Regions from separate parts of the Homo sapiens genome. Here all the other regions are linked to region 1. The links are chromatin loops, found by intact Hi-C in ENCODE. Cell type or tissue: heart right ventricle. All regions are shown on one strand.

Evidence for each region. Peaks named below come from ENCODE experiments on the same cell type or tissue, not always from the same donor. Only the 100,000 strongest peaks of a DNase experiment are listed, where the experiment ranks them.
Region 2: it touches region 1 in a loop (10-fold over the local background); 17 of 110 quality-filtered maps call a loop at or near these places.
Region 3: a loop joins it to region 1, with 2.4 times the contacts of the local background. A loop is called at or near these places in 71 of 110 quality-filtered maps.
Region 4: a loop joins it to region 1, with 15 times the contacts of the local background. A loop is called at or near these places in 91 of 110 quality-filtered maps.
Region 5: a loop joins it to region 1, with 2.0 times the contacts of the local background. A loop is called at or near these places in 19 of 110 quality-filtered maps.

What each region holds. Positions count from the first base shown.
Region 1 is chr10:119,747,825-119,752,824 of GRCh38, forward strand. INPP5F (inositol polyphosphate-5-phosphatase F) reads left to right here. Exons shown (of 20, transcript NM_014937.4): 2 at 3,252-3,332. Among named protein-coding and RNA genes, the nearest start is that of INPP5F, 24 kb to the left of the region's middle. RefSeq lists a silencer at 233-527. In heart right ventricle, a CTCF peak has its summit at 2,982; a DNase peak (open chromatin) is centred at 2,957; H3K27ac peaks cover 448 bases.
Region 2 is chr10:120,334,980-120,339,979 of GRCh38, forward strand. It overlaps LOC105378515 (a long non-coding RNA gene), which reads left to right. Exons shown (of 8, transcript XR_001747606.1): 8 at 1,542-2,558. Among named protein-coding and RNA genes, the nearest start is that of PLPP4, 120 kb to the right of the region's middle. In heart right ventricle, a CTCF peak has its summit at 2,155 (motif pointing left); a DNase peak (open chromatin) is centred at 2,156.
Region 3 is chr10:119,842,174-119,847,173 of GRCh38, forward strand. It overlaps MCMBP (minichromosome maintenance complex binding protein), which reads right to left. Exons shown (of 16, transcript NM_001256378.2): 9 at 1,081-1,253; 10 at 299-422. Among named protein-coding and RNA genes, the nearest start is that of MCMBP, 28 kb to the right of the region's middle. In heart right ventricle, no CTCF peak of the experiment used is centred here; no DNase peak of the experiment used is centred here.
Region 4 is chr10:119,856,893-119,861,892 of GRCh38, forward strand. MCMBP (minichromosome maintenance complex binding protein) reads right to left here. Exons shown (of 16, transcript NM_001256378.2): 2 at 2,907-2,992; 3 at 2,149-2,289; 4 at 1,992-2,033; 5 at 446-547. Among named protein-coding and RNA genes, the nearest start is that of MCMBP, 13 kb to the right of the region's middle. RefSeq lists an enhancer at 900-1,069. In heart right ventricle, CTCF peaks have their summits at 2,718 (motif pointing left) and 2,722 (motif pointing left); no DNase peak of the experiment used is centred here.
Region 5 is chr10:119,816,743-119,821,742 of GRCh38, forward strand. It overlaps INPP5F (inositol polyphosphate-5-phosphatase F), which reads left to right. Exons shown (of 20, transcript NM_014937.4): 16 at 4,104-4,175. LOC105378513 (a long non-coding RNA gene) reads right to left here and starts at 1,515. Exons shown (of 3, transcript XR_946359.3): 1 at 1,182-1,515. In heart right ventricle, no CTCF peak of the experiment used is centred here; DNase peaks (open chromatin) are centred at 1,348 and 1,889; H3K4me3 peaks cover 972 bases.

The DNA.
Region 1 (5,000 bases):
AAGTTATAATCTTGAAGAATATTTTAAAGAAGAAAATACTCATGAAATTTTAGAAAAACTATGTTAGAAATGTTAGAAAAAATTACTTAAAAAACTATAATGTCATGGGATCCTTAGGGTGTTGCTTTTCCACCTGGACACTTCTGTGGCCAGTGGCGATTTTGCCTGAGTTTTCCTCGGGTCCACTGGGCTTTTTCCACTGTCTTGGCTCGGCAAGCTGTGCTGGGCTTGCACTACCAGCCCGGATCCCATGCCTGCCAATGGCAAGCCAGGTGCGGAGTGGCGAGTGGTGTATGAGCGAGCGTGCACGGTCCAGACACTATGCACAGCCAGGTGTGCCAGCCGTGGCAGGGCAGGCAGCTCCAGGCACCGGTACAGGCACTGGCTTTGTGCAAGGCTGTGGCTGGACCAGGTGTACCACAAGCAGTTTCTGCTGCAGGTACTGGGGAATGCAGTGATGCCCGGAAGCTTGGAGATGCCAGGAACTGCAGAGCCCCACTGTCACAGCCCTGGCTCGGAGAGCCCCTAGGTCTGGTGTTCCCGAAGGGCCGCAGCCCTTTCCTCCTTGTTGCCCACAACCTGGTGAGCAGGGGGCGTGTTTTGGTCCTGTTTGTGTTACAGCTTTTTCAGTCCCACCATTCAGGGGTCCCGTGTCCAGGAAGAATGAGGTATGCAAGGTATGTGGACAACTGGAGGGGGAGCAAGGCAGAGAGCAGCTTCATTGAGCCCCAGAAGAGCTCTCAGGAGACCTGAAGTGGGTAGCTCCTTTTTGCAGGCAGGTCATCCAATGAGGAGACCCGAAGGGGGCAGCTCCCTCCCGCAGCTGGTGGTCTGGACATCTGTGAGTCTGGCTGAGTCCGGGATTTTTAATGGGCTCAGAATGGAGGAAGTGTGTGCTGATTGGTCCATGGGAGGCCACGGACGGCCTGGAGAAAGCACCCTGAGTTCTTACTCCAGCTCACGGACTCCACCCGGAACCTGCAGCTCAGACCCCAGGCTTCAGGTTGTCCCTGGCTTGAAGGTGGGGTTTTACCTGTGATCTGCCCCTTTCTGGACAGGAACCTGTGTCTGTCTCCCTCCACTGCCCAGGCTGTTTGGGCTGAGGGGTGCCTGCAGGCCCACTTGGAGCTGCCCTCACCCCTGCTGGCCTCTCTCCCACGCTTATCGGCACCCGAAGTCCAGAGGGGGCTGAGGCGGCAGGGAGCTGGTGTGACAGCAGTGTCCAAGCCTGTGCACACCCGACTCGGTCGTGACGGTCCCCAGGCTCGGCCACAACTTGCTCTGCACCAGAGCAGGTGCTGGGAGCAGGGAGAGAGGCCAGGGAGTGGGAGCAGGCACTTCCGAGCCTGTGGGGAAAGAGGGTCTTCCCGGGTAGCTGAGAGTACAGGAATGCCCAGGTCTGGAGCCTCTGCTGGCTGCAGCTGTGCCAGGAGCCCCGCCAACTTGGTAGGGGGCAGCGCTCCCGCTTGTTTTCTGCCCTGCTGGCTCCATGGAGGGCGCAGCCCTGGCCGCGCCTCCCCGGATGCATCCAGACAGGCTGCGGCTGCCATCAATAATGCTTATTTATTAGCGCTGCAGTTTGGTATGTATACAAACAAATGCCCTGAAATGTAGCTGAAGAAGTTGTCTCTGGGTGGTGGGATAGGTGATGATTTTTTTTCTTTGATTTTATAGTACATGTTATTTAAAAATCACTGCCTTACTGATTAGTTCCACGTATAATTTCTGAAGGGGACACTGTAACAGAAAGGTTTAGAGCAGGGGCTAAGCGTCAGGCTGACCTGGTTTTTGGTAGCAGCCTTGATCCGATCCATTGTATGACCTGACCATGTTTTACTTTTCTCAGCATTTGTTTCCTCATCTGTAAAGTGAGACTCCTTAAACTTAACTCAGAGTTGTCAAGATTAGAAATGATAATGTATTATAATAGCCTTTAAAAAATAAATTTCTTATTTTGCTTTAATTCTTGCAATAAAAACAGTATCGCACTGTTGCCTGGGCTGGAGTGCCGTGGTGCGATCTTGGCTCGCTGCAACCTTCACCTCCTAGGTTCAAGTGATTCTCCTGCCTCAGCCTCCTGAGTAGCTGGGACTACAGGCGCGTGCCACCATGCCTGGCTAATTTTTGTAGAGATGAGGTTTCACCATGTGGGCCAGCTGGTCTCGAACTCCTGACCTCAGGCGATCTACCCTCCCCAGCCTCCCAAAGTGCTGGGATTACAGGCATGAGCCACCACGTCCAGCCAAAAACAAGTCAACTTTTTTTGCCTTCCATTGAATGTATCATAACAAAGACATTCAAGATGCAATAGTCAAAACTCAAATGAATTTGGAGGCTAAACTATTAAGTGTATAATTACTCTGTGAGTTACAGATTGAGTGTAAGTTTCACTAAAATAAATTGTAAATGATAATAATGAAAATGTAATTTTAATTTTCTGCCAAGACAAATATTGTTTTCATTCTTGATAATCTTCACCTGTCGAACTACCACAAATGTTACGTTTATTACCACGTATATAACCTTTTGCAATCTGGGCCACACAAGAGAATAAACCCTGTCCTTAGGCATCCGTTGCATGTAATGAATTTGCTTCTCTCTTGTGTGTCTAGAATGGAACCAGCTTGTGTCATCTAATTTCTCATATGGAAGAAGTGAGAAAACTGTCACCCAAAACAAATCACTGTTCTGTGGTTTAGATGAGGAACCCTGATTGAGATGCCTGGCACGTAGAAGGCACTCAAACGGAAACAGTTCCTATTGTATTTGTCCTGGAAGTCAGATAAAAGAGCAGTTGCTTTCCGGATTTCTTTGTTTGGTATAAGCATCTTCGGGAAAATGTATTTTCCAGAGTGTGATCCAGTAAGTGGACAGCTCTGTGGCAATTTCTTAGGCCCTGTCTTTGGATCCTGTGCTGTAGGACCACACGCAGCTCCTCCGTTTGTCCTCTTGTAGTGTAATGGCCCTGTTCCTCCACTGTAGGGCGCCAAGGTACTGCTTCCTATCTGGGAAGAGTTTTCTGAATGTTACTGCTTTCCCCTTAACTGTCCGAAGCCTTATTGTATCCCAAGCCTTATTCAGGCCTCACATTTAATACTTTGTCACAAATTGCTTTATGGTAATGTATTCCATTTGGATATTCATACTGCTTTTTTGGGACATTGATTTTTTTTCAATACACTGCTAAAGATACTGTTTTAATATATTTTCTGGTGAATGTTTTCTCATCACTGCTTCCTATTTTATTTTAGCTACTGATCTACTTCTTGCCTGGAATCCCATTTGTTTGGGGTTGGTAGAAGGTGTTATTGGGAAAATTCAACTTCATTCAGGTATGTTTCTATAAACTCCTTAAACTTGTCAAATTTATTGTAGCATTTTTTGGTGTTTTCCTCTTTGAGGATACATGAGATTCTCTTATAGCTTTGATTCCTTTGTTTTAATTTTGGGTCTGCTCAAAGTGGGTGTATAATGAGCGAAGACCTGTTTCTACTCTTATGGAGCTTACAGTTTAGGAGGAAAGACAGGTATCAAAGAGTAATCATGGAAATAAACGTATGATTATTTGGAATTGTGGAAGGTGCCATGAGGGAAAGATATAGCAAATGCATTGATCTCAAAGGAGAGTAGTAGGAATAAAGCTGGAGAGGCAGGCAGGTGGCAGACCATGACTGGTTGGCTTTATGTCAGCTGACTGTTCCTGATGCAGTCAGCTCTGCCAGAGACGAGTATGGGTCTCTTAGCACACAGTGTGGTCCTGTCAGGGATCCCTATCCAGGACAGGCAGATTGATGGGAAGTCCAGGTCACTCACCAGGCCCTCACTTGGAATGACAGGCACCTGTGTCCTCAGTTTAAAGGGAATTTTGTTGGTGGGAAAGTATAACAGGTATTATACAGGTGGGTCCCAAAAGGCTAACTGAAAGGGGCCAAATGAAATTTTATTTTTTCTTTTTTGGTGCCTTACCCTTCAGGGAGCTTTTTAAAATTAGAGATGGGTTCTTGCTACGTTGCCCAGACTGGTCTCAAACTCCTGGCCTCCAGCAGTTCCCCTGCCCTGGGCTCCCAAAGTCCTGGGATTACAGGCATGAGCCACCATGCCTGGCCTAAATGAAATATTTTAAGCACTACATTTAAATAAATATTTTTCCTTTGGTATCAATTTTGATGAGTTATGAATTATAGGAGGCTTTGCCATTATTTCTGTATAATTGTGAGTATATATCTTTATAGTGTGTCCTTTTTATTTAAAAATAATATTAAGCATTTGGGAGCTAGATTGATTTTTGTGTATTAGAAATAAGCACGTATATCTGGAAAATCTAATTTTCCTTTGCTAGATTCTTTGGTTGTTTTTAGAAGTGTGTTTTTATCATGAAATATTTTACAAATTCAAAAAGCTGTTTATCGCAGATGTGCGGTAAGGTTGTTTTAAAATACACGCATGTATCTACCACCTAGGTTAAGAAATGAAATATGGGCCAGGCGCAGTGACTCATGCCTGTAATTCCAGAACTTTGGGAGGCCGAGGCAGGTGGATCATCTGAGGTCGGGAGTTTGAGACTGGCCTGACCAACATGGAGAAACCCTGTCTCTACTAAAAATACCAAAATTATCTGGGCATGGTGGCGCATGCCTGTAATCCCAGCTATTCGGGAGGCTGAGGCAGGAGAATCGCTTGAACCTGGGAGATGGTGGTTGCAGTGAGCCGAGATTGCGCCATTGCACTCCAGCCTGGGCAACAGGAGTAAAACTCCATCTCAAAAAAAAAAAAAAAAAAGAAATGAAATATGACCAATGTGTTTGGAGCCATCTCTGTGCCTTTTCCCAAATGTTTCCAATTTCCTTCCCCTTAAAGGAACCTGCTATTTTGAATTTTGTATTCCCTTGGTTTTCGTTTTTGCTTTTATTATATAGGTATTCCTAAAGATGTTGCTAAGGGTTGTATTTTGGGGATTTTATATAAATGATATTAAGTTGTTTTTGTTCTTTCACTTATTT
Region 2 (5,000 bases), 590 kb after region 1:
GTAGAAAAAGCACTAGATGGCCGGGCATGGTGGCTCATGCCTGTAGTCCCAGCACTTCGGGAGGCCAAGGCAGGTGAATCACGAGGTCAGGAGTTCGAGACCAGCCTGGCCAACACAGTGAAATCCTGTCTCTACTAAAAATACAAAAAATAGCTGGATGTGGTGGTGTGCACCTGTAATCCCAGCTACTCGGGAGGCTGAGGCAGAAGAATTGCTTGAACCCATGAGGCGGAGGTTGCAGTGAGCAGAGATCATACTACTGCACTCAAGCCTAGTGACAGAGTGAGACTCTGTCTCGGAAGAAAAAAAAAAGAAAAGAAAAGAAAAGAAAAGAAAAAGCACTGAATTTTAAGTTCGAAGCCCAGGGTTAAAATACTGGCTCCATCCATGTGACCTTGACCAAATTGCTTTATGTTTCTGAGCCCAGATAGCCTCAGTTATAAATGATAGGTTTGTTATGTGAGTAAGGCCCAACATAGGCCTCAACAATTGTTAGTAATGTAGGAATCTGGAAGTTATAATTGAGGCAGACATGCATGGACATCGTATAAGTGAAAAGGAAGTGAAATCTAGAAAATGTGAGTCAAAATGATGAAAATGTAAAGATTATGGGAAGAGATGACAGTGACTAGAGAATACCATTTTTTATTTTCTAATGTTATTGATGAAGTTGGTATTCATTACAACACCACTGATTCACTTGGGATTGAAAAGTGATGCCATCTGCCTTGCCGGGGAATCAAGTCATAACTCATTACTGTTAGAATGAGATCATTAAGATGACACATTGCCAACATAAGGAACACTGTCACAAAGCTCTGGGAAAATAAGCAGTTTAGGAAGGGAGTCTCCGTTGATAGGAATGGTTGAGTGATTATAATATTGTGGCTCAAGCTTTATCCCAAACCCCGCACCAGACATTGGCTGAGGAAAATAAGAAGGGGAAAAGTTGTATCTAAGGGAAAAGACAGAAGCACTTTACCTTAAGTGACCTGCTATTTACAACCTATGTGCTAGACAACTTATCATCATCTTTGGCTAAACTCTTTTCTATGTTTGAGGAATTCCCTACTTTCTGAGGTTTGGGAGGAGGCAGAATCTCCTGGGAGGGGATGACAGAGCCAGGTCCTCCCTCTTGAGGACCCTAACAGCAGAGAATAATCTCTGGCCTCATCCAGTTCTTTGTTGCCCAGGCAGGACTTGAACTCCTCAGCTCAAGCAATCCTCCTGCCTCAGCCTCTGCAGTAGCTGGCACTACAAGTGCATACTACCACCCCTGGCTATTTTGTTTCATTTTTTTGTTAACATTTCAAATTGACGCATAAGTGTGCATATTTATGGGGTACATAGTGATGTTTTCATATACACAATGTATAGTGATCAAGGGTAATGAGCATTGGGTTTTGATTGAATGTAACTTGCAAGAGAGTGAGTGGCAGGATTTGAGCACAAAATGAAGTAGAGCATGCAAATGTAAGTGCTTTGCAAATTGTAGAGTGCTAGAAAAAAATGTTGATTCTTTTTAATTTTCTCCCTTCCAGGGTTATTTACAGACTAAATGAGACAGTGTATATCTAACATTGCTTTGTGGATGCTATCAAGTGCTGGCAAATGTGTGGGAGAATGAATGGAAAACTTCATCAATTTCTAGGATAGTAAATTGGTGCTGCTATTTTGGAGAGCAATTTGTCAGCCTTCAGGGGAAACTGAATATGCACATCCTCTAAGACCCAGCAGTTTCACTTCAAAGAAAATTTCTTATATGCACAGAGACTTGTACAAGGATATTTATCACAGCACTGTTTGTAATAACAAAGGGCTGGAAATAAACCAAATGGCCAATGATAAGAATTGATAAATGTGGTAAATGCCTAAAATAGAATGTCACACAGCAGTTAAAAAATCATTTATTCACTAATTAAGCAAAGGACAAAAAGCCTCAACAGAAAAAAAAAGACAAAAGCCTTGAATAGTCACTTTGCCAAATGTTCAATACACGTACAAAAACATGGGCAAGTTCATTGGTTGTCAAGGAAGTTCGAATTAAAGCCACATTTTGCAGGTACAACACTGGCACAAGTTTAAGTCTGATGATACCAAGTCTTGGAGAAGGTTGAAGCTACTGGAAAACCTGCCCTCTGCTGGTGGGAGTGCAAATTGCTCCAAGCTCTTTGGACAATAATTTGGCATCCTCTAGTGAAGTTGAAGATGTGTGTGCTTGAGACTCAGCAATTCCCCTTTGTGACATCAGGATGCTCCCGCACATATGCTTAAGAACATTCATGCCAGCTTTGTTTATATAACAAAAACGTGGAAATAACCCAAATGTCTGAGGATGGGGAATGGACAAATAATGGTTCATAGTTATGAAAATGAATACACAACAGCTACAAGCATCTACTGGAATGAATCTCACATGCATTGTGTTGTAGAAGAATATGTATAATTCCATTTATGTAAAGTTTAAAAGCATGCACAACTAAATGATATGTTATTTATGAGTATATGACATATATGATAAAGGCAAAGAATAAATAAAGTAAGGAAAGGTAAGACAATAAGAGTTTGTGATACTGGTTACCTATTATGGGGAAGGATGTTGGGGACAGGTGGGACACCTTGGGGATTATCTGATACTGGCAATCTGACAGGTGGTAGGTCACCAGGTGTTCTTATTAACTTCAATACTCTATATATCCTAACACTGGTAAATCTCAAGTATGTAATACTGAATGAAAAAAAATCAAAAGTCAAATAGTACAGTCCTATTTGTGAAGAAAAACTAACCCACGTGAATAAAGTATTGTTAGGGATGCCTCTCTATGTAAATAAAGCCGTACAGGGCAGCTACATGTTAAATTCGTTGGCGTGTGCACATACAGTGGAATGATAATGGGATTAGGGACTGAGTGAAGGGGAGGGCAGTACATAACATTTCAAAATGGTAAACATGAAAATGGGGCTGTTTGTGAACTCCTGATGCTTGTGTGCCATGAACTGACTTGAGGTGGTTAAATTAAGCAATTCGCTCTCTTTCCATGCATGTGATATCCCAAAGGGAAAGAAAGGTTGCTTTGCAAATTAGAATAATCAAAATCAAGTATGAACCATTAAACATGTTTTGCTTGCTGGTAGATTAAGGATCACACTGGATATACAGTAGAAAATAAAGCTATTTGCTAATGTGCCTTGAATCTTTAGTCAAAAATCTGTCATGAACTGAGACACATGCTGAATTTCCTTCTTTTCTCCTCTTTTAAAATAAATAATAAGTTATAAGGGATCTTTGGGTTGATTTAAAATGACCACCAGCCATTATTACAGCACATCTAAGCTACTGACGTGGCCTCTTTGCTGTTTACACCGACTTATAGCTGTTCTAGACCCAACTCTATCCTTTTTAGGCTGGTCAAAAATTCAACACCAATATCTTCATTCTAGAGAACTTTAACTACATAATGGCAAAAATGATAAGGCAGAAAACTGAAAACAAAGCAATACAAAATCCTATAATAATTGAAAAGAAAAAAATAAAAATGTCCTTATTTTCAGAAGATATGTATCTAGAAAATCCCAGTGAATTAATTGGAATGGAACTAATAAGACAATTCATTCAATGAGATGGCCAGGCAGAAAATGAAGATAGAAATATCAAAGACTTCCCTATGTGTATGTGCATACCTTAGTTAGAAAGCATGATGGGGGAAAAGCACCATTCATAAAAGTCACCCTTTCTGGGGTGCTGGGTTCAAGGTCTCTCATGGAAACAATCCCATTTACTTTTGGCCTCTCGCCCCATCACCCTGGGCTGCACCCTGTCCAAAGGGCTCTGTGGGGACAAATGCCATGGCACCTCCTCTGCTGGCCTTGACACATGTTTCTTTTTACAACACTTAAGATCTGCAGCCCTGCCTGTGACACAGAAAGCTTTAACATTCTCCCATTCAAGGCAGTGCCAGCTCCTCAGAATCATCTCCAATCACATCACCAATTCAGAAGGCTCTGTGTTTGTATCGCTAAAGAGCCCATTTGGCTGGTTTTCCCAGAAAAATGGAACAGTCTCCTCAAATGGACTACTGAAATCGTTTCCTCCTGTCAAACTGAAATGGCTTACTTAGAGTTCTCAAATAACTGACTTCTTTTTACATTGTTAGCTTTGATGTTTCAAAAAGCAACAGTTCTGAGCAAACTTCTCTATAATGGTAAAAACTCTGAAGTCATGGCTTCTGGGGCTGGGAGTTGAAAAAGGCAAGAGATAATTTTCTGGGGTGATGGAAATGTTCTATATCTTGTCTTGGGTGGTGATTCCACAGGTCGGTTTTTGATTTATCGTCAAAATCGTTTTTGATGATTATATCGTCAAAATCGTTTTTGATGATTATATCGTCAAAAATTATTGAATAGAAGACTGAAGATCTGTACACTTTATTGCATGTAAATCAGACTTCAATTAAAAAGTACCTGTAATTCTTAAAAGTTAGGATACATCAGAATTGCCCAGAGTCTTCATAACTTTGCAGAGGTTTAACCTTGAAGATTGTCAGTAGAGCATTGATGGGTGGAGGAAGCTGTATTTTTATCAAGCATCTCCAGGTGGTTCTCTCATTATCCTTTGGGAGACACTGACTTAGGTTCCAAGTTTCAGCTTGGGCACTCCAGACATGGTTCTCGGAGTTTACAGGTTTCTGTGCAGTGTGTAAGCATCAGATGGGCTGGCTTCCTCTCCCTATTGCTGAGGATGACCTTGCTGAGCACACATCCACCTAGAAGTTTCTAGGGGCACTTTCTAGTGACATAGGCCCAGAGTCTTTGGCCACCTCTACTCCAGGCAGAACACAGAAGCACAGCTAAGTCAGAGAAATGGAGTTGCCTGCAGGAAAGACGATGTATTTGCTTTAAATTTCCAGAAAATGCTGATGTCGCCACAGGTATCCCCACCTTTCTTCTGAGATGGGATTTGAAATTTACTAACAATCTCACTGTAGAATCAAAAGTCTTCC
Region 3 (5,000 bases), 94 kb after region 1:
TCCGGTCCATGGAAAAATGGTCTTCCATGAAATGGGTCCTTGGTGCCTAAAAGGTTGGGGACCACTGCTTTATCTGATTTTGGCTCTAAAATTTAAGGGGACATAATCAAAATGCTAAATGTGAACTGTGAGAAAAGGAATTTGTCTGTGATTTGGTATAACAGTTAACACTGGACAGATAAAAACCATGTGATGAAGCCCAATAAGGAAAACACACAAATGACACCAGCAATCTTCCCGCTCTTCCACTTCCACACACACCAAACTCCCCTAATTCCCACCAGGATACAGCACTTACACTGTGGAGATGAGATGTAATATAAGGTATTCAGCAGCCAAACTATCCCCCAGAAGGGCATGAGTAAGGAACCCAAGAAGTTCTGCTCTGACTGGAGACAATTCGGACATGAAACTTGAAACAACTGAAGGAGAAAGGAAGACCTGAGTCAGGACACACACTCCAGTTCCTCTCAAGTGTCTTAGGTAAAAAAATAACTACGTGAGCAAAGCACAATTCAGTCGACAGTAGGTAAAGCTTAACATATCCGTCAGTAAGTGATGCTAATCTTAAAAATAAGGCAGTTTGCATCCTCCTTTTTTTTTTTTTTGAGACCAAGTTTTGCTCTTTTTGCCTAGCCTGGAGTGCAATGGTGCCATCTCAGCTCACCGCAACCTCTGCCTCCAGTTCTCCTGCCTCAGCCTCCCGAGTAGCTGGGATTACAGGCACACGCCACCACACCTGGCTAATTTTGTATTTTTAGTAGAGCCAGGGTTTCACTATATTGGCCAGGCTAGTCTCGAACTCCTGACCTCAGGTGATCCACCCACCTTGGCCTCCTAAAGTGCTAAGATTACAGGCGTGAGCCACTGCACCCAGCCTTGTATACTCTTTTGTCCTCATTTCAGTGAAGAGAATTAATGTAAGAGAAAAATGGGGCAACGAGAGAGAGATTACTGAAAACACTTATTGTGAGGAATGAAGACCTGACTCTCAATTCCACTATGAGCACGTTACAGGCAGCTCTGGACACACTGAGGCTAACAGTCGATAGTTGACTAGGCTGTAACACTTACACTTACAGGTTTTGCTCTCCTCTTTGTTAAGGCAGGCAGGCAATAATGGGTTGATGTGTTGCAACTTCTGGGCTAAGATCACATGAATTCTCGGCACTAATGAAGCAGGAGGACTGTGTACTCTCTGCTCCTCTGCTGTGTCTGTGCACTCCATCGGATCCAGCAGTGCAGAGGCATCCCTGTGGAGAGGTGATAAAGTTTCAATTTAGAGAGACATCAATTGCACAGATGCAAAAATAATGTGCATCTTGGAAAACAAAATTAGAGTTAAAGCCAAGAATATTTCCACCTGTACATCTCCTTAAAGAACAGAAAGTGGCCTCTCATTCTAAAGTGTTACATCACACAGACTTCAGGCTTGTTAAGACATATCATGAAATAATGCATTTATTCAATTTTTCAAGAACGGTATTTTTATTTTTATTTTTTTTTTGGATGGAGTCTCACTGTGTTGCCCAGGCTGGAGTGCAGTGATGCGATCTTGGCTCATTGCAACCTCTGCCTCCTGGGTTCAAGCGATTCTCATGCCTCAGCCTCCTGAGTAGCTGAGATTACAGGTGCACACCACCATGCCTGGCTAATTTTTGTATTTTTAGTAGAGACAGGGTTTCACTATGTTGGCCAGGCTGGTCTCGAACTCCTGACCTCAAGTGATCTGCCTGCCTTGGCCTCTCAAAGTGCTGGGATTACAGGCGTGAGCCACCATGCCTGGCCAGAAACAATAATATTTGTTATTCAGCACTTCAATAAATGGAATGTAGGATGTCACTCATAAGGCTATTTCAAAACACAGGTACTCCTTGAACTATTGGCCGGGACATCGAATACTTGACAGCAGATCTCAAAAACTGGGGTCTTTTTCTCAAAAGCCATCTGGTATCTATTATTCAGCGTGTGGAGAATCCATTCATCTCTTATCTTGCTAATTGTTTTTCCTAAATTTAATTCTTACATGATCCCTCGAAGACTGAGTAGACAAGCAATGAAAGTATGAATTTTTCAGACTTGCTAAATAAATCTGCAGATGATAGATTTGTGAGACGACCAAAACAAATAGCTAATCTTTTAGATCTTGACTTTATAGAATCTATAGACACTGAAGTAATAAATTCATACTCCTGTATTTTTTAATACAAGCATAATAACCTTTTCCATAGTACGTACCATGTGACAGACAACGTTCAATGCCTTACACGTACAAATTCACCAAAACCTCACATCTACCCTTATTTACAATGAGGAAACCAAGCCCAAGGTGACATAGCTAGTAAGTGGCCAAGTCAGGACTCCAACCCAGGCTGCCTGCCTGTCTGTGCTCTTAACCTCTGTGATGGTTAATACTTTGTCAATCTGACTGGATTGAAGGATGAAAATTATTGTTCCTGGATGTGTCTGTGAGGGTGTTGCCAAAGGAGATTAACATTTGAGTCAGCGGGCTGGGAGAGGCAGACCCACCCTCAGTCTGGGTGGGCAGCATCTAATCAGCTGCCAGCATAAAGGCAGGCATGTAAAGAGCAGACTGGCTGAGTCTTCCGCCTCCACCTTTCTCTCATGCTGGATGCTTCCTGCCCTCAAACATCAGACTCCAAGTTCTTCAGCTTTTGGACTCTTGGACCTACACCAGTGGTTCACCAGGAGCTCTTAGGCCTTCAGCCACGGACTGAAGCCTACACTGGTGGCTTCCCTACTTTTGAGATTTTGGGACTCAGGCTGGCTTCCTTGCTCCCCAGCCTATTGTGGGATTTTACCTTGTGATCATGTGAGTCATTCTCCTAATAAACTCCCCTTCATATATTCATCTATCCTATCAGTTCTGACCCTTTAGAGACCCCTAATACAACCTCTAAACTAAACTACATCAATAGTGAAGTAACTAAAGCAGGAAAGTCATCACAATCAGAAATTGCCAAGATGAACAATCTCATATACTATTATTAAGGGACGGTTAAGCTTATTTAAAGTTGTTTAAAATTTTTGTTTTGTACCATTTTTTTTTAACTGTGAAAAATGTTAAGTTCATCCTACACAGAAACTAAGATGATTAATGTCCGGTATTCAACAAGAGGACTCTGGTGTAGATGAGGGACATCAGCCCTTGCTTTTGGCAATCTCAAAACAAAACAAAAATGAATGAGGAAGGTCTAGATTTCCAAGATATGTTGTTAATAAAAAAAATTAAAAAGTGTAAGAGTATATATACCATGTTACCTTTTATAGAAGAAAAAGGTAGAAATAAAATGTATACGTATCTTCATATTTTTGTAAAAAAATAAATACAGGAAGGATAAACCAGAAACTGTGGTTCCCTAAGGAGGCTGGGTGGGAACAGACAGCAGGAATGGGGATAGCCGAGAATGACACCTCTGAGAATCTTTCTAAGTAAAATAAATAATGAAATCACACTGAAGGGGAAGAAAAGTTACCTGAGTAAGTGGAACATAGCTCTGACTACACAGCTGCATTCTAAAATAAAAATGAACTGGAAATGTATTGAACTCTAATTACTAGGTTTCTGTTTTGTAGTGGTATGGGTTACCAATTCTGAAATTCCCTTCTGTATATGGTAGAAATGGGGAAACAACAGATTGTGAATAATGGGAATCAAATTTGTTAGAAAAAGAAGTCATAAATATAGAAAGGAGAACAACTAGAACATGTGACTCCTGCTGTGCTGAACTGGAATCAGAAATATGAACCCATGGTTTTTCACAGACATTAGAAATACACAAAACATGCATGTGAGTGTGTATGTGTGCATTTAAATGTGGGTGCGTATATATGTATCCATATGCTGCATGTATCCTAGCTCTGTCTACTTTAAGGGCCTAGATGCAAATCTAATCCAGTACCAACGAGCACATCTAGGACTCAGATCTTCAAAGCATACGATGAAGCTGCAACAGCTTAATATGCCAGAAAATAAATGTTAAAAAATGATAACATCATCTCAAAAAAAGGACCCGGCACCTGCTTAAAGTGGCTCCCACTAGCCAAATCTGGGAAAATTTGGGTCTCGAAATAAAATAATGATATTAACATTGAATAAAATCAGAATCTATTAGTCTATACTAAATATAAGTAAATACATTACTTGAATAAACAAATGGAAGAGGTATCTTTTATAGTAGAATGCCAATAAATAAATGTACTGCGTTAGAAAATTGCCAACAAAGTAATAACTGATTCAAGCAAGAATCATCAATGAATGCTAAAATAAATTGGTGAAAGTTTAATGAGAAACTGGATATTTATGTCCCCAAGTACCTTCCTCCAAGTTACTTGTCAATTACAAAGTGAGAAATGTAACTTTACAGAAGAGACATCTGGAAGTCACCACCTTAACCAACTAATGAAAATTAACCTCACCAGTAAAGGGACAAACTGACATCGCATGCCTCCTGCTGTAACATACTGAGGATACATCAATTCTGTAATATTCCTGCCAAAAATGCAAAACATTGAGTCTAACCATGAGGAAACAAGTAACTGGTAACTGGCTTACACTCTTCAAAAGCATCAAGGCTGTCTGCTCTCTACCACGTGAGAAGACAGCCATCTGTAAACCAGGAAGCGGGCCCTCACTAGAAACCAGATCTGCTGGGAACTTGATTTTGGACTTCCCAGCCTCCAGAACTACTGGAAGACATATATTTCTGTTGTTTAAGGAAAAAAAAAAAGTGGCAAGACCATGAAAGACAAAGGCTGAGGACTGTTTCAGATTGAACTCTAGTTATTTAGGTTTATGTTTTGTAAAGGTATGAGTTAACAATTCTGAAATTCCCTTCTCTATGTTGTAAAAATGTGCAAATGATAAGATTGTGAAAAATGGGAATCAAGTTTAAGAGAGTTACACTAATACAGAAAGGAGAACAAGCAGAACGACACCTGTGGTGCTGAACTGGAATCAGAAATACAGTATGAACTCA
Region 4 (5,000 bases), 110 kb after region 1:
GAGTTCAAGACCAGCTTGGGCAACAAAGTGAACCCTGTTCCTACAAGAAATCAAAAAATTCGCCAGGGATGGTGGCACACGCTTGTGGTCCCAGCTACTTGGGAGGCTGAGGCAAGAGGACTGCTTGAGCCCAGGAGGTTGAAGCAGCAATGAGCCATGTTTGTGCCACTGCACTCCAGCCTGGGTGACAGTGAGTCCCTATCTCAAAAAAAAAAAAAAAAAAAAAAAATTACTTCAATCATTTTAACAGTATTTCACTATAGGAATGTACTGTTATTTTAGCATTACTCAGTGACAAATACTTAGCCCGTTTTATGGGTTTTCTCAATTAGAACAAATGAAACACACTTTATTAAAATAAAGCCAAGCTTTGCAAAGGAAGAATAATTAAAGGCTAAGTTTTTAGAAACCATCAACACAGTAAGAAAGTTCAGATAAAGGATATTTCTTTTACCCACGTAGATTCCCCAGGCACCGGAACACAATAGAAAGTCTGTCTTTCCAAAGTGGTATTTCGTGGAGAGTTTAAATCAAGTTCTTGTTGAGGCTGTGATATACATAAAAAGTGTTTTTAAAAATTTACTTTAAAAAACCCAAAATTTATTTTAAAATTAGCAACCACATTTTCACATTATAACACCACAGCAAATATTTTACAGATTAATTAACAAGTAACTAATTCCAAACTATTACTTTTTAAAAGAAAATGGATATAAAATCACTTCAAATACTGTCATCAAACACTTCCTCCCTCAAATCCAGAAAAATGGGACCTCTGGAGTGACTTATAATCTGGGTCTAGTTCTCTGCTTTGTGGATCTAGAACCTTACTTTTATGATGTTATCTAGGCCTTTTTATATTCTTAGAGTCTAACTCTTGGCTTATCCAAACCTTAGGAAACTGATTTATCAAACCCCAATATCAGTCCGTTAATTCACAACAGAAGTTGTTGCTCATTAAATATTCTAGTTCAGTAGGCAGATCTGGACAGAAAAATTGCCCTAATTTGGAAGGTTACTGCAAAGATTATATTAAACAAAAATGTAACTTCTGACAATTATTTAGAGTAATGAACTCATTTGAAAGATAGATTTGTGTAACCTTACACATGATGAACTTCAGGTCTGTTTTTCTTTTAGAGTGTTTCCATAAAATAAACACTGTGCCAAGCCTAATGGATCAACTGTATTAATGATTACAGTATCCCTTGTTTAAGGAGTCCTAACACATTAGGCTAATATATTACATTACTGTATACCATAAAAAGCTGTGTATTAATGTAACTCGGTAATCCCAGCATCTGGAAATGGGTCAATAAAATAGATGAGGCTGTCCATGTGTGACACTACCAAAGGCTAACAGAGAGTTGGTACACATGTTGCTCAAGAGTCATAAATAAAAGACTCATTCTAGGAGAAAGGTACCTTAGGCCTAGAAAGAAAGGCAAACAAAAAAATCCTTGCTTGTATGTATTAGGCTCAAATTTGATGTCTCCTGGGTCCTTTCCACTTCTTAGAGTTTTCTAAGTATATCTGAAAGAGAACATGCCTTTCCTAGGGAATAATATATGACTTTTGAATCTCATCTCCGAGCTACCTAGGAATGAATATTTCATTAAATTTCTGTATTATAGGCTGATTCTGACAGCTTTCTATGAAAGAAACAGTGAGATTACCATTGGCTTTGTCTTTGAAGGAATTAAAAAGGATTTAATTTTGCAACCTAGGGTTCTTTGTTTTACATATATTATATACAGATATTGGAGAGAGGAATTAATTTTGGCATTAACAGTATTTCCCCTTCAAAAGATCTTTAGAGGATTAAAAAAAAGTCACATCAAACTCCTAAATAAAACCAAATAAGGAAAACATTTCACATGATTTCTTGTAACTTATACACAAGATAAATAAATTTAAGATTAGCTAAACAAATTCTCTGTTTAGGAAAAAATTCTTACTAAAAATGTTTCATATATATTAAAGATACATACCCCACACTCTGCTACATCTCTATATTTTCCAAAATGAAGAACCTATGACCCCAAACATAGAAAAACAGAATTATATCAATATATCTGAACCAAAACTACCACCAACAGTAAAAGGACAAAATTAATACCACAAATTCATGAAAACAGCAATACTTACATGTGCTTTTGTGTTTTGGTTAACCGTTTCATAAACTCCCATGTAAAACTCAGGGTCAAACATATCCTGAATCATGCAACGAAATTTCACAAAACTATTAGGTTTCAAATAATGAAGGGGAACTTCGTTCAGTGATGGTACCTTAAAGGAAAATAATCAAGTCAGTCAACTAAATATCCTGTCTATACAACATTAAGCATATATACACAAACTTTATATCCAGACTCAAACTGTTACACACACACACACACACACACACACACACCCATGCCACATCAGAGAGCCAAATGATCTCAATGGTCAATATAATTGCTGGAACCCAAGTTCTCTTCCATTTCTTTCAAGTTTTAGATAACATTTGACCACAATGTAAAAGAATGCTAAAAAATGCTTTTCATTCAGAACACTTTTCAATGATCAAAAAGGCATTTACTTTGTTGAGCTCTTCTCTTAAAACTAGCACATGCCAATTCTTTTAAAATGAAGGTAATAAAACAAAGGTAACTGACACTCTTGCAACTAAAGATTTGTCTCAGGAAGTAACAGTCAGTTACTGCCACCTAGAGGCATAATGTATAAGTATTTACATGCTTAAACTTAATTAGCAAAAGACCAAAATCTTTTAATACAAATGTACTTGAAGCAGAAGTACATTAATTTACATATTTTTAAATTACATGTGGGTTACTTAGTTACTCTACTAAGAGAAACTGTATAGTCTGTCCAACCCTCTCCCTCGAAAATAGCAATAAGCTTACCCACTTAGGAGCATTATTTTCCTTCAGCTTTTCCTTAAAATACTCAATTACTTTCTTCTCCCAGTCAGGATTAACTCCATTTTGGGCTGAAAGAGAAATATACTTTTCAAAGCTAATGTACATGCAATATATAATAAAAGACTATGATCAGGTGAGTCACACAATAGTTTAGTCAGCAAAAAACAAACTAAAATTAGCTACTATGATAGAATGAATTTTTAGATAGGGTGTATTTTATGCTTCAGTGTGTCTGAAGTACTGCACAAGACACATTCAAGAAGCTGTACTGAGCAGGGGAAGGGGCAGTTACAAATCAGGAGGATGCTGACCTCCTGCAGGCTCTCTAGCACCCACAGTGTAGCTGGGGACACCTACAGAATGTGCTACAAGGCCACCTAGATTCAGCAGCATATGAAGCACTGCTTGTAAAGCATTCTGTTCTTTCAATACATTTTTATGTAGTTTTTTTATCTTTACAACTATCCTGAAATAAAGAGCCTAAGTTTTTTTGTTTATAACTTCATTTGGGAATAATTCCAGATTCAAAAAAGTTGGAAAGAACACCTGTATGCTTTGCCCCATTTGCTCCATCTCATATTTTTTCTGACTCATTTAAGTTGCAGTATCAGGTATTTTTGCCTACAAATATTTCAGCGTGTCTCCTAAGGAACAGTACTAACCATAGTACTGTTATCAACCTCAGGAAATTCAAAATTGGCACAATACTTTTTATTTAATCTACCATCTATATTCCTATTTATCATATGACCCAATACTATCCCCTCTATAGCACTTTTTTCCGTTCAGTTACAGGACCCAGCTTAGGATCACTTTTGCATTTAGCTATCAGATCTCTTTAATCTCCTTTCATATGGAATAGTTCTGCAAACTTTATATTTCATGACATTGCTATTTAAGAAGAATAAGGTCCTTTTTTAAAAATTGAATGCTTCTCAATCTGGATCTGTTGGTTCCCTTATGATCAGATTCCAATCAAGTATAACCGAACTGCTGTTTAAACAATGTTGTCAAACTACTGTATAAGTGATGTTTATCCTTCCAGATGTCTGAAAAGACATGATGTCCATCTTCCCTTCATTGGTGATGTTAATTTTGATCACCCAAAGTGACAGCCAATTACTCTACTGTGTAGTTACTATTTACTCCTTACAATTAACAAGCCATCTACAGCAGGCACTTATGGGAACTGGCCAAGACCAAAAAGTGAGCTATTGACGGAATACAGATTTATGTGAACTAAAACCACCAAACCACACAGCTGGCCAATCCTGCTGTTTATATTCATCACACAAGTGTTATGAAGATTTGGAGTAAAAAATAAAAAGTCTACACTTGTTATGGAGCTGCATCTGTTGAAAAGGACCATAAAATCCTAACACCATGTTTGAGCAGGACTTCCAAACACGTTTACTTAACTGGACAAGGGCCAGTTGTGAAAAAGAAGTAGGGATGGGGGACTCCTCAGGTGATACTAATGTGTAGGCGTTAAATCCACTAACAAACTAGTCCTCAAAGTTGGTTCCCTGACCAGCATCATTAGCATCATCTGAGTACTTGTTAGAAATGCAAATTATTCAGCCCAACCCCGAACCACAGAATCAGAAACTCTTAGGGGTGGGGCCTAGCAATTCATATTTTAAAAAGCCCTCTATGTGACTGACTATAATGCACATTGAAGTTTAAGAATCGCTGCTCTACTAGATACAGTGAATTGGGTAAAAGATAAGTGGGTATTTTCGCTTGTATTCAAAATGGATGTTTAAAGAAAAGACTATTACACAGCCACGACTGCCACACCAACTATTCTGCCTGCAATTGTGTAAAAGACGTGAGAATACCACATAACAAATAGTAAAGCTACATCAAGCAGTGACTGGGGAGCAGCAAGTTATTTCTAAGTTACTTGAATGTATATAAATGCAATTTTCTTTTTTCAGGCAGGGTGTTGTGTTGCTTTGTCACCCAGGATGGAGTACAGTGGTGTGATCCTGGCTCACTGCAACCTTAATTTCCTGGGCTCAAGTGATCCTCTGGCCTCAGTCTCCTGCGTAGCTGGGACCACAGGCACGGGCC
Region 5 (5,000 bases), 69 kb after region 1:
CAGCGGAAGGCTCAGCTCCCAGACTTGGGGACTTGCTCTCACTGCCTGCCTGAACCATCCACTCCTGGAATATGTGTGTGTGTTTAAACAGTTTTATTGAGACATATAATTCATATACCATATAATTCACCTATTTAAAATATATAATTCAGTGGTTTGTAGTATATTCAGAGTTGTGCAGCCATCACCATGGTCAATTTTAGGACATTTTCATCACCACAAAGAGAAGCCCCGTACTTTTTAGCTGTCACTTCCTTACCCTCCACACTACCATCCCTAAGCAACCACTAATCTACTTCGTCTCTGCATTTGCGTATTCTAGACATTTCATTCAAGTGGAATAATATAATACGTGGCCTTTTGTGACTGGCTGCTTTCAGTTAGCATAATGTTTTCCAGGTTAATCCATGTTGTGGCATGTGTCAGAACTTCATTCCTTTTTGTAGCTGAATAGTATTTCATTATAGACCACATTTTGTTCATTCTTCTCTTGATGGGCATTTGGGTTATTTCCACATTTTAACCATTGTAAGTAGTGCTGCTATGAACATTTGTGTACAGGTTTTCATTTGAACACCTGTCTCTATTAAATAGTTCTTTTGGGTGGAAATGGCCAGATTATCTGATAATCCTGTTTAACTTTTGAGAAACTGCCAAACTATTTTCTACAGTGGCCACGCCGTTTTACGTTTCCACCAGCAATGTATTTCAGTACATTCCAGTTTGGAGGGTTCCAATATCTCCAATCTTTGCCAACACTTATTTTCCTTTTTTTCTAAATGCAGTCATCCTACTTAGTGTGAAGTGGTATCTCATTGTGGTTTTGATTTGCATTTCCCTGATGACAAACGATGTTAAGGATTTTTTTTTTGTACTTGTTGGCTATTTCTGTGTCTTAGTTGGAAAAACATGTATTCAAACGCTTTGCCAAGTTTTTAATTGGGTTGTTGATTTGTAAATAAAGTTTTGTTGGGAACAGGGTTGGGATTAGGGTCAAGTGAGTGAGGTACGATTATGCAACTACAGGGATGTATTCTATCTTAAATGTTTGATGCTTTGTCCATCATATTTATCATATTTTTGCATTAATTTTGATTTTAAAAAATATTGCACCAATTGTCTTGTTGACAAAATTAATGACACCCTTTAAAATCTGTACCAGAGACCAGTACCTCACTCACCTCACTGCAGTCCCAGCTGCGTTTAAATATCTGGTGGAAAAACAGGCAAGCATTCTGGAAATGCGCAGTCCCAGCAGGGAAGTAGGCCTGGCTGCGGGGTCGCGGCCTAGGGCATTGGTCGCCGGATACAGAGAACTAGAAACCGGGAACTGTCCAGCACGCCCGTGCCTGTCCTGGCCCTTCTCCCATGCAAGGCTGAGCGCAGCTCTGTCCGGGCTACCTTAGACAGACTCCATCGTGGCCAGGGCCGACCTCTCTGCCTTTCTTGTCCTTTCCCGCCCGTTATCGCAGGAAACCCCCGACTCTATCGACAGCGGGAAAGAGGCTCTGAGACTGGAGAGGAAACCACGGACCTGCAGGGCCCGCCTCGCCTCTCCGCTAAGCCAAGTGGTGTTCCCAACTTGCTTCGACTTGCTTCCGTGCGCTCAGGTCGCCTGCCCGGTCCAGCAGTGGTAATGGAGTGGCCAGGCACGCGGCAGCCACTGTCTCTTAGGCATGCGATGGCCTAGGGGCCAGACGCTCGGTGCAGTACCCTCGCCCGGCCCGCCAGCGCCCCCCTCCAGCCGCAGGCACTGTCCCTGACGAAGGCGAAGGCGCCAGCGAACTCTCGCGGGAGTGGCCACCCTGGCGCCCCTCCCCCGCCGGGCCGGGGTCTGTGCCCTCGTTGGTAGGCGTAGGATGCGCAGGATGGAGCGCGCATGCGCACTGGCCGCCAGCCGAGGACGGAAGTGGGCGTCCGGAAGCTAGACGTGTCCCCTGGGCGTGACTTGGCACTGCCGCGTCGCAGTTGCCGCATTCGCCGCATTCGCTGCAGGCGCGAGGTTGGGTGCAGGCAGCTGTTTGAGCCTCGAGGCATCGACGGACGGACAGACGGACGGACTGACTGACGATGCCGCGCTCTCACAGGCCTCCGCCTACCGCGCAGCGGGCTGCCACTGCCGCAGCAGCCGAGCCCAAGTCTGAGGGCGTTGTGGCTATGACTTTCAAGATTTTTCTCCTTTTTGCAGGGCTTATGGTTAAAGTTCCTGTGGGGTTATATTTTTCCTGCAAATTACTTCTTTTCCAAAGTCTGATGTTGATGTCCCCTGAAGACAGCGGCTTTTATGCGACCATTGTTGCAGTGGTCGGGCTTCATGTGGTGCTGGCAATTTTCGTCTTCATAGTGTGGAAGGAGGGCTTGCCCCAGTGGCGGGAAAACAAAAACGAATAGAGCAGCTTCTTCAGAGCTGCAGACGTGGGGGGTGGGGAAATACCTAAAGGGTTTTTGTCTTGTTTCTTGTTCGTATTGAACGTGCTTTTTTTTTTTTTTTTTTTTTTTTTAAAGGGGAAGGGTGGGTGGGGAGGGAATTAAATATTTACTGCAGCTAAGACTTCAGTAAAATTGGGGGTGGGGGGAGGGTTGACATTTTCCGACTGCCTGTTACGTGCCAAGTGCTTTTTGTTAAGGACATAATGTTTTTGACTGGGGATCATGTTTGGCTGATGTAAATATTAATGCCAAAATAGGAGCTAGGATGAAAGTAACACTGTAATTAGTAGTAGAATTTATTTCATATTAAAATGTGTCATGACGTAATTTTTATGGCTTGGCTCAAGCAACAATTTTCAGAGTGCACGTAAGTATCAACGCGTAAAACTTAACATTTTACAGTGTTATTTGGTATTATTCTCTATGAAGCTGTCTGGATCGGTCTCCTTTTCCCATTGGTTAATTGGTTAATGCTCAGATTTTGGCTCCTAGAATCGATCTGTGTGTTCCCGGTCTTGGCATCTCATTATGTCATTTGCTGTATTTTTTGATATATTATTGTACGTGCAAATTGAGGTGAATTTGTTGTTTTAGATTAAGACTGTTGGACTCAAGCTACAACGAGGTGTCTCTGATGTAAAAAACTGCAGTTTAAGATTATGGTAAATCCTTCCCTGCAGTACCTGTTAAACAATGACCTCATTCTTACGCAGATTTAATAAATTTTTTTTCCACTATTATTTTCTGCTTGTTATTAGTAGCATTTTGATAAGGTCTAGGGAATAGGTATGAAATCCCAAGGGAGAAATGTCGGCTTTCTTACAGTGGAATTTGGAGACCAGCATAAGAATGCAGAAACATCTCTCTTTTGCTGGAAAGGCTATTATTGTTAGATTAATATTAGACTAAAAGTTTCACCTTAATTCAGATTCTGCCTGTGTTGTTAATTATTTGTAGATTTTATACTTTAAGAATTTTCTTATTGGTAATTTTACAAGGATGTACATTTTACTGTAGTTTTGGTTTCATGGTTCATGAACACTACCTGGATTCTAATTCTTGTTTTCATCATTGATTTTAGAATGGGTATAAATATGGCAAAATGGAATAAGGAAGTGTTTGTTTATTGAAAGCCAAATAATCTATAATGACAAAAATGCAAAAGTAGCTTGGACTTGTTCCATTTTTGCACATAAATACTGTATTAATGTAAAAGTCTTTCAAAAGATGCCTTCCACATGAATGTAAAGATATCCTGAATGTATAGTGTGTTATTTTGAAGATTAGATAATGTGAGATAGTTTAGATGATTTCTCCCTTCTCACTCTCACGTATTTCTTTCTTCTTCCCTTAACTGCTTCTCTATCATCCTCCAATACCACCAGTCCCCCACCTCAAATTATCCCATTTCCTGAGGGACTCCTTCCTCCTTTGGCTGCCTTTCTCTACGCTCCATCCCTCACTTCCCACATCTGCTTTTCCTTGTTTTTTAAAGACTGTCCAAATGGATAGATTGTATTACATCTAACTGCAGTAGAACTCATTGATTACCTTCTTCTTTTCCCTCCCCCTGGCCAATTTTTTGTCCTAAGTAGCTCTGCTGTAGAAATATGCTTGGCAAAAAATGCAGATGGAAATGAAAATACTTAATCTCCTGTGTCATATTTGTTTAGCCTCATTGATGCTACTCACAGAGACGTGGATGTGCTGTTACTGCTTTCTAACTCTGCCTACTACGTGGCCTAGTAAGTTGCTTATTGATTTAAAGGTTTTGATTTTGTTTTTTAAACTTGAGTAAATTTTCTTTTTAGAATTCGTAACAAAAAAATGTGAGAATATGGTTTTGTTATGTATTTTATGAAACTTCATTGAACCCCTTTACCTTATATAACTGTTACGTCATTCTAACTTCCTTTTATCTTTATCGGTTTGAAAGCAAGATTTTACAGTTAAATTAGTATGTTTATGTTATAGTGTATTCTTTTGGCATTTGGTGTTATTTCCTATATATTTCCCAGGTTTTGATGTATTCCATACGTTTTTATCACTAATGACCACGTATCATTGTTTGCATTACTATAGTGAAGTTTTTCCTCACTGTTAGGTATTAAATTACTTACAATTTTTTGTTACTACCAATGATGCAGTTGTCTTTATGCAATAACGTGTGTGTGTGTGTGTGTGTGTGCATGTGCCTGCGCACTTCTTTGGTTACAAGGGTATGATGAATTATGACTTTTGTGGTTTGTTGTCAGATTGATCTCCAGAAAGACTCTCAATGAACAGTGCTAGTAGCAAAATACAAGCACCTGTTTCCTCACACCTTACCAGAATTGTTCTAATTTGTATTTACTAAGTAAATATTCAATTTATTTTTGGCTTTGTGTAAACTATTGTTTTTTAGTCATTTGCCCAGATGCCTGTTGGCATATATCATATGGATTTTTCATTCTCGATTTTGGATATCAGATTTAACAGCTGTATTGTTCCCAAATACATAGTTTGTTTCTCTTTCTGTCTTTCTCCCTCCTCTCTCTCTCTCCCTCCCTTCATCTCTGCCTCCCTCCGTC